Linked DNA regions of Homo sapiens: region 2 is linked to region 1. A link is a contact called in ENCODE Hi-C or POLR2A ChIA-PET data. All regions are on one chromosome and are shown on one strand. The core of a region is the stretch at or near the end of the contact, and the rest is flanking DNA. Distances in the headings are between cores, read along the strand shown.

What was found. Hi-C counts contacts between places; a loop is a spot of excess contacts on that map. ChIA-PET counts read pairs that join two places held with the same protein, here RNA polymerase II (POLR2A). Pooled maps may share reads with other maps.
Region 2: a loop to region 1 is called in a map of sciatic nerve, with 2.9 times the contacts of the local background. The contact joins the promoter of CD7 here to the promoter of RFNG in region 1. A Hi-C loop is called at or near these places in 16 of 168 maps with a recorded cell type or tissue (CD4-positive, alpha-beta T cell, CD8-positive, alpha-beta T cell, IMR-90 and 10 more), 11 of 37 single-sample maps with no recorded cell type and 31 of 50 pooled maps. POLR2A ChIA-PET finds 5 or more read pairs at or near these places in 5 of 52 experiments (CD4-positive, alpha-beta T cell, activated CD4-positive, alpha-beta T cell, activated T-cell and 2 more).

The regions. Positions count from the first base shown.
Region 1 is chr17:82,049,944-82,054,097 of GRCh38, forward strand. RFNG (RFNG O-fucosylpeptide 3-beta-N-acetylglucosaminyltransferase) reads right to left here and starts at 1,868. Exons shown (of 8, transcript NM_002917.2): 1 at 1,557-1,868; 2 at 1,351-1,399; 3 at 719-821; 4 at 459-612; 5 at 1-63. The coding sequence starts at 1,823. It overlaps GPS1 (G protein pathway suppressor 1), which reads left to right and starts at 1,955. Exons shown (of 13, transcript NM_001321092.3): 1 at 1,955-2,021; 2 at 3,331-3,423; 3 at 3,925-4,106. The coding sequence starts at 1,989. RefSeq lists silencers at 1,403-1,552, 1,823-2,072, 2,133-2,262 and an enhancer at 1,513-2,182.
Region 2 is chr17:82,315,137-82,319,290 of GRCh38, forward strand. CD7 (CD7 molecule) reads right to left here and starts at 2,472. Exons shown (of 4, transcript NM_006137.7): 1 at 2,278-2,472; 2 at 1,531-1,845; 3 at 1,059-1,273; 4 at 1-295. The coding sequence starts at 2,359. The coding sequence ends at 185.

The DNA.
Region 1 (4,154 bases), core at 618-3,117:
AAGGCCTCTGCTGAGGCAGAACCCGGCCCCACCAGTAGCAAACCAGAACTTGACCGTGGTCACCTGAAGATGGGGTGGTGGTCAGAGCTGCCCAGGACAGGGCTTCTCACCCCTGACTCTTCATGGGACTCCCCAGGCATCTTTCTTAAGCTGCCCCTTAGGAGATCCCACCCAGGTAACAGAAGCTTCTTGGAGCAAAAAGAGCCGGGGGCTTCTGCAGGCCATTGACCCGTAGCCTCCAGACCCTCCCCACCTGGCCCAGACACCCCCTCTCTGCCCAGTACGGTGAGGGCCTCCTGGCCTGCTCCTGAAACACCACATGCAAACCACCTGGGTGGATCAGCTTGGGCCCCCAACCCTATGCCCTTCTCAAGCCAGCTTTCCACGCCCTCTGCTGTGCCTCCCGGGCTGGTGTCAAGGAAGGCGTCTGCTCCGATGGCGTCTGCTCCGACACTCACAGTTCTGCCACCCTGGACCCTCTCGGTGGCCTCAATGGGGTGGTCCAGGCTGGGCCGCCCCAGGTAGACGTCCTGGCTGGGTGAGAAGCTGGAGAGCAGGTGCAGGAGGCTCCTGGCGTTCACATAATTGTCATCATCCACGTGGCAAAACCACCTGTGGGCGAGGGGAGTCCTGGGCACGAGGGCCTGGCATGGCTGGACAGGAGGCCCCCACCCAGCTTGGCTCTGAGCTCTCTGCGGGTCGGGTCAGCGCCGCGTACTTGCGCCCGGACTCAATGAACTTGTCATACTCCACGGACATCTTGCAGCAGAGGGCCTGACGAGTGCGCACCGCCGAGCAGTTGGTGTTGATGACACGGTCGCCTGCGAATCAGAGACGGGAAGCACGCACGTAGAGGATGGCACTGGGGTTGGGGTAAGGCCTGTGCCCCACCTGCCCCCAAGGGCCAGGGCACAACGTGGCTGTCTGACATGCCTGGACACCTTGCCTGGGTCCAACCACAGCCCTAGCCCTCACGCGCTGACCCTGCTGGTGCCACCGAGGCTGAAGCAGGCGGCCATCGGTTGGGATCTCTTGAGTGGAAACAGGACGGAGGCAGCTCGCCCTGACCTGGCCTGGAAGGGCGGATTCCCTGCTGGCGCTTCTTCAGGGGACGTGGCACTAGCCCCACGCCCCGGGAAGCGGCTAGTGTGAGAGGCTGGTGGGGAGCAGAGCTTGGCTGGCAGGGTGGGCCCTCCGCAGGCCGCGTGACCTGGGCAGCGTCGGGGCCTCCCCGGGCCTCGGGAGCCTGGGCAGAGAAAGGCACCCACAGCAGCGAAGGGGCCGTGGCTTCGGAGCGAGAAAGGCTCGGGGGGCAGATCCCGCGGGCGCCGGGGAGTGGGGGACACTCACCGCCCTGGAGCTCGAGCTCAGGGTCGTCCCCGTCGGTGAAGATAAACGTCTGGGGGAGAAACAATCTATGAGGCTTCTGGGGCGCTGCCCAGGCCGGAGACCGACCCGCCCCGCGCGGAGCCTCCGGGGGCCTGGGCCGGGCCTAGACCCTGGGAGGCGGGGCGGGTGGGCGTGGGGCTCGCCGTCGGGGTCGGGGTCCGGCGCACCTGCTGGCGGGCCCGGGAGATCCAGGTGCGCAGCAGCAGCCGCAGGCGCGGCCCGTGGTTCTTCCGGGTGGTCTTGACGGCGATGAAGACGTCGTCAGGCCGCAGGCTGGGGGCAGCGGGCCGGGACGGGGGCGCGCGCGGGGCCGGGGCGGGGGTCCGGGCCGGGGCGGGCGCGCGGGGCAGCGGCAGCGGCAGTAACAGCAGCGCGGCCAGGGCCGCGGCCAGCGCGAGGCAGGCCCGGCACAGCGCCCCACGCGCGCGGCTCATGCGGCCGCCGGGACCCCCGGCGCTGCGAGCGGAGAACCTGGCCGGAGCCGTGGGTGGGCGGCGGCCCCTTTAAGAACGCAGCGGCCCCGCCCCGCCCCGCGCCCCGGAAGCGACGGCTTCGCTGCCCCGGAAGTGGACGGCACGCCGCGGCGGGGTGGGTGCAAGATGCCGCTGCCGGTTCAGGTGTTTAACTTGCAGGTAACGAGCCGAGGCCGCCCCGGGCCTCCGCGCCCCCGCGCCCCCCGCCACTGGGGCCGGGCTGAGGTCGAGCAGGGGCGCGGGGCCTGCGCCAGGAGTCGGTCGGGCACGCTCCGTGCCGGGCCTCCGCGGGCAGCGCGCGTCGGGGGCTGCAGGGCCGAGGGCGCGTCTCCGCCGTGGCTGCGCGCTGCGATCGGGGGCCGCCGGGCCGCGCCCGCCCCGCCTCCCCTCCCAGCAGCTCACGGGAGAGGTTCCCGGCCGCCCCGACGCTAACGCTCTTTCTCCCTTCAGCAGCCAGCCAGCTCTGTGTCAGGGTCGGGGGGTGCAGAAAGTCAGGACAGAATGAGGGATAGCTCGGCCCCCAGCTCGGCCTCCTCGTCAGTGACAGATCTGTACTGCACCCCTCACAGCAGTAGGTCAGACCTCGTCCTGCCCGGCACGGCCGGGGACTTCAGCCTGAGCGCCAGCCTGTCGGCCTGTACGCTGCTCTACGAGGTACCTTCCAGGACAGGGACCCCCGAGCGAGGGAGGGGGGAGCAGGGCCCCGGCCGCCCCTGCTGTGGCTGGGCCCCTGCTGCTCTGCTGGCCGAGGACAGGGACTCAGTGCCAAGCGCAGGAGGGGAGGGAGCCCCGGTGGGCCCGGGGCCTGCGGAGGGAGCCGAGCTCTTGGTGCTTTTCCCGAAGGAGCGCGGGAGGCCCACGGGTCCGGCGAGTGCCCGGCATGGCGGCTTTTCCAGCCTGCTTTGTGTTAAGCCGAGGTCCTGGCTTCTCTGTGTCTCCCAGCTGGGGGCCATGAGGCTCCCTGAGATGACTCTTTTCCCCTTCTCCCAACTCCGTGGCGTGACTCTCAGCCCAGTATTGCTGCTCCGCTGCTCAGGACAGATTCCGGGGGCTGGTCCTCCTGCCTCCTGGGGTTGAGGTGGCGTCCCGTTCTTCTCCGTGGCTTGGAGGAAACTACATCAGGATGGTGGCTGGGAACGTGTAGGGGCCCTCAGAGGCCCCTGTGTAGTTGGTTGTCCCCTGTCTGCTTTCTGGCTTTCAGAGATGAGCGGCTAGAATCAGGCGAGGGGTTTCTGCTTCTGAGCCTTAGAGTCTTGTGAGGAGACCCCTCCCTGATGTGGTGGCACAGGAGCCTGGGTGGGGGCGGGGGTGACTGGGAGGGCACACCTGGGGGACAGCAGCGGCGGGAGTGTGGTCCGACTGGCCTGGAAGATCTTGGGCAGAGCTGACCTCAGAGAACAGTGCGGGTCTCTCGCCCTCCTGGGGCAGTCCCCAGGACGAGGTGCCAGGTGCCTGGCCCATGTTGCAGGGGGCCGTGGAGCCCATGCAGATCGACGTGGACCCCCAGGAAGACCCGCAGAATGCACCTGACGTCAACTACGTGGTGGAGAACCCCAGCCTGGTACGGAGCCCAGTGGGGGGACCTTGGGTGTCTCAGTCCTGCTGAGGGGTCCAGGGCACACTCCCCGCTGCAGCCTGCACAGCAGGTAGAATGATCCTCCTCAGTGATCGCTGTCGTCTTTTTCTGACCCCGAAACCATCAGCGTTTCTGATTGCGCACTCACATGAGGCTTGTAGCTCAGCTTCAGATGCTGCTCATGGAGAAGCCAGGGCAGGTCTCCTCCCCGCTCAGCCTAGCGACCAGCAGTCACTAGTGGGTGTCTATCCCCGAAAGCCCCCGGGTGCAGGGTCCCACTCCTGAGGCTCCTGCGCCAGGCCCACCCCAGCGGTCTTCGTAGCTCCTGGGACAGCAGTCAGTCTCGTACCCCCATGCCCGGTTCTGGTTATGGGCCCAGGGCGACATTCTGGCTAGGACAGTCAGGCCCCAACTCCTGACCCTCAGGGCCTGGGGCCAGGGTCCTGCCTCCCATCCTGCCTGACTCTTGTCTGTGCCTGCTCCCAGGATCTGGAACAGTACGCGGCCAGCTACAGCGGCCTGATGCGCATCGAACGGCTGCAGTTCATTGCTGATCACTGCCCCACGCTGCGGGTGGAGGCCCTGAAGATGGCCCTCTCCTTCGTGCAGAGAACCTTTAACGTGGACATGTACGAGGAGATCCACCGCAAGCTCTCAGAGGCCACCAGGTGAGGCCAGGGGCTTGGCGAGAGGAAGCAGAGGCCACCAAGGGAGCG
Region 2 (4,154 bases), core at 1,222-3,721, 270 kb after region 1:
AGAAGCACCGTGGGGCCTGGCCACTGCCTGTGTGTCTGCTTGGAGCTGGGCACGGCTGGGCCCTTCAAACTCTGCTGCAGCCGTGGGAGGACAGCAGGGTGAGGGGTGTGGCAGGGTGGGGGGCATGGTGGGGCAGGGAAGGTGCTGGGGGGACCACAGGCGGGACGTGCAGGGGCCCACTGGGTCACTGGTACTGGTTGGGGGAGGACAGCGTGTTGCAGCGGCTGTGCGACATGTCCTCGTACACCACACATGCCGCCGAATTCTTATCCCGCCACGAGCACAGTTTCTTTATCTGAAAGACAGAACCGCCGTCTCCAACCAGTGGCCAGCGTGGTGTCCTGGACCCCACCCCACTCCGGTCAGCTTTCTAATTTTAACACGAGACCCCCACGGGGCTCCTCTGGGCTGGCCCCCAGGTCTCCTGAGCCCCAGGGCTTCCCAGCAGAGCCTTCCCCAGGCAGGGCTGGGTCGGACCCTGGGGTGCCTCTGAAGAAGGAGAGTGGAAGTGGCTTGGACCCCCCCACCAAGCCCAAGCCAAGCGGGACCCCCACTCCAGCCCCAGACAAACAGCAGGGACCGAGGGGAGTGGCCACGCCTAGACTCTGTGTCTGTCTGAGGCCCCCTCCCCTTCCCACGGCCACACAGCACGCCGGCACACTCCAACATGCACGCACAGTCCTCAGAGATCCCCACACACAGGCTCACACCTGCACACGTGCACACGCGGGCCCAGCGCCTGGGCGCTCCCTCCTCTGCCCGCACACTCCAACCTGCACGCACAGACCTCAGAGATCCCCCCTCAGACACTCACACCTGCACACGCGCACACGCGCACACGCGGGCCCAGCGCCTGGGCTGCTCCCTCCCCCTCAGGTCGCTTTGGTGCTGGTCCCCCTCCCTCCCCGCCGAGGCCACTTCCACCCTGAGAGTTCCAGAGCCTGCAGAGGAGGCGGCGGGTACCAGGGTTTTCCTCTGGGGCTTTGGCGCCCCCCACGCTGCTCTCAGGAGAGGGAACAATCTTTGGGGTGCAGGTGGCAGCTGGGGCTCACACTGACCTGTGTCCTCGCCAGCACACACGCCACCCCCAGGCCCAGCCCGAGGAGGAAGGAGATCACCGCCAGGGCCGCAGGGAGGGCAGAGGCTGCTGGCGGGTCAGGGAGGGCAGAGGCTGTCTGCGGGTCAGGGAGGGCGGAGCCTGTCGGTGGGGCAGGGAGGGCAGAGGCCCTTGGTGGGGCGTCCGAGCATCTGTGCCATCCTTGGGACTGTTCCTCTGAGAAGGAAAAAAGAAGGAAGGGATTCTCCCGGTGGAGAACCTGTTAGAGCCCCCGGGGTTTGGGATTCGGGGCAGGGAAAGGCTGTGGAGGGGAGGAGGGGCAGCTATCTAGGAGGCTGCTGGGGGCAGTGGGCTGGGAGCTGGAACAGTTCAGGCACATGTAGGAGGGAGGGTCCCACGACAAGGGCTGGGGGAGCAGAGCCTGGCCAGCAGCTGGGGTTGGGAGGGGGGTCTGGGATGGGCACATTCCCTACCTGTCACCAGGACCAGGGTGCCGGAGCCGTAGACATTGACCTCCGTGATGGCCTGGCAGGTGTAGGTGCCAGTGTCCGACAGCTGCAGGCGGTGCATGGTGATAGTCAGGTTGTCCTGGGACCCTGAGAAGTCGATGCGGCCCCGGAACCGTCTGTCCGTAGTGGGCACCACCCCGTCCTCGTAGTAAATGATGTCTTGGGGCTGTGGCCCGAGCTGCCTCAGGTAGATCCCACGCAGGCCCCCGCTGGTGGAGCAGGTGATGTTGACGGAGGCTCCCACGGGGACAGTCGTGCAGTGGGGAGACTGCTGCACCTCTGGGGAGGACCTGGGCTGTCACCATCAGTCTGGCCAGAAGGACAGAGAATGTCCTCCCTGCAGGGGACAGTGGTGGGGATGGTGGGGCCCTGAGACAGCCCAGGGCTGACATGTCGCCAAAGACACGGTGCCTTACGGGGCATGGAGCAGATCTGGGCACCGGCTGTGGTGTTGGGGGAGGTGCTGTCCTCGTGTTCCGAGACTGTGGGCTTCTTCCTCCCAAAGCAGCGGCCCTGCCTGGACAGCCCCGGCCACTCCCCACCGGGGTCCACCCTTTTTCCTTCTCTTAAATGAGTCCTCAGACACTGGAGGCCGCTCAGCACCCCACCCGCTTCCTGGGGGCTGTGCTGTGGCTCAGACTGGGGGCTCTGAGCTCATGGGGCAGGGAGAGCTCTGGAGCTGTGGCCATGGAGAGCCTGGGAAGCTCTTACCTTGGGCAGCCAGGGCCCCAGGCAGGCCGCGAGCCAGCGCCAGAAGCAGGGGCAGCAGCAGGAGCCTCGGAGGCCCGGCCATGTTCCCCACACCCAGCTCTCCCAGCCGGGCGAGTGCAGCTGAGCCTCTCTGGGTCTACAGGACCCCACAGAGAGCAGCACACAGGAGACCGCAGGCGCTCAGAGCTCAGAGAGGGCTTCCTGGAGGCGGTGCCTCAGACCAGGGTGGTGCTGTGGGCCCGGTGGGAGGGGCGGTCTCACCTACCCCTCCCCAGCACTGCCTCCCTGAGAGCTGCCCTGAGAGCAGGGCGTCCCTGTATCCCCCACTGCCCCTGCATCTCCACAGGGAGGAGGTCAAGGCCTGGGGCGGGGCAGACCAGAGGACAGAGAAGGGACTCCCTGGCTGGGGACGGGTGGCAGGGTCTGGAAGTGAGCGGCAGAGCTGGCCCCCAGCCTGCCTGGTCCTCTGGGGTACTTTCTGCTGGGACCCAATTTATGCCCAGAAATCTGGAGCCACCCATGACCCATGAGTCACCCACACAGTGCAGAGGAGCACAGGGCAGGCCAGAATTGGCACCCCCTGGTTTGGCCGTGGGGAAGGAGCCTGGGCCTGCACCCGCACCCAACGCTGCAGCCGACCAGCTGACCGTGGCTCTGCGTTCCATGTCCTGGAGGCGGGAGGTCTGAGGTATGGTCCAGGCCTGAGGTTTCCCGACCTCCCTGGGAGGAGTGCGTCAGGCCGCAGTGCCCAGCTTCAGGGGCTGAGGGAGACCTGTGCCTGGGCTCTGACCCCAGGGTGACTGAGTCCTCTGGGAGGGGGCACTTCTCTGTCCTGAGGGCCTCCCGCCACAATGACGAAGCGTTGACGTTGGTGCCCAAAGCCAGTAGGTGCAGCACATGAGCAGGAGTGTGTGGACACGTGTGTGTGCAGAGACGGGTGCGTATGGACATGTGTGTGCAGAGACGGGTGCGTGTGGACACGTGTGTGTGCAGAGACGGGTGCGTGTGGACACGTGTGTGTGCAGAGACGGATGCGTGTGGACACGTGCGTGTGCAGAGGCGGGTGCGTGTGGACGTGTGTGTGCAGAGACGTGTGCGTGTGGACGTGCGTGTACAGAGACGGCTGTGTGTGGACACTTGTGTGTGCAGAGACGGGTGCGTGTGACTCCATGCGTGTGTGCAGAGACGGGTGCGTGTGGACACGTGTGTGCAGAGACGGGTGTGTGTGGACACGCATGTGCAGAGATGGGTGCGTGTGGACACGTGCGTGTGCAGAGACGTGTGCGTGTGGATGTGCGTGTGCAGAGACGGGTGTGTGTGGACACGTGTGTGCAGAGACGGGTGCACTTGACTCCATGCGTGTGTGCAGAGACGGGTGCGTGTGGACACGCGTGTGTGCAGAGACGGGTGTGTGTGGACACGCATGTGCAGAGACGGGTGCGTGTGAACACGTGTGTGTGCAGATGGGTGCGCATGACTCCACGCGTGTGTGCAGAGACGGATGTGTGTGGACACGCGTGTGTGCAGAGACGGGTGTGTGTGGACACGCATGTGCAGAGACGGGTGTGTGTGGACACTTTGTGCAGAGACGGGTGCGCGTGACTCCATGCGTGTGTGCAGAGACGGGTGCGTGTGGACACGCGGGTGTGCAGAGACGGGTGCGTGTGGACACGTGCGTGTGTAGAGACGTGTGCGTGTGGACGTGCGTGTGCAGAGACGGGTGTGTGGACACTTGTGTGTGCAGAGACGGGTGCGCGTGACTCCATGCATGTGTGCAGAGACGGGTGCATGTGGACACGCGTGTGTGCAGAGATGGATGTGTGTGGACACGCATGTGCAGAGACGGGTGCGTGTGGACACGTGTGTGTGCAGAGATG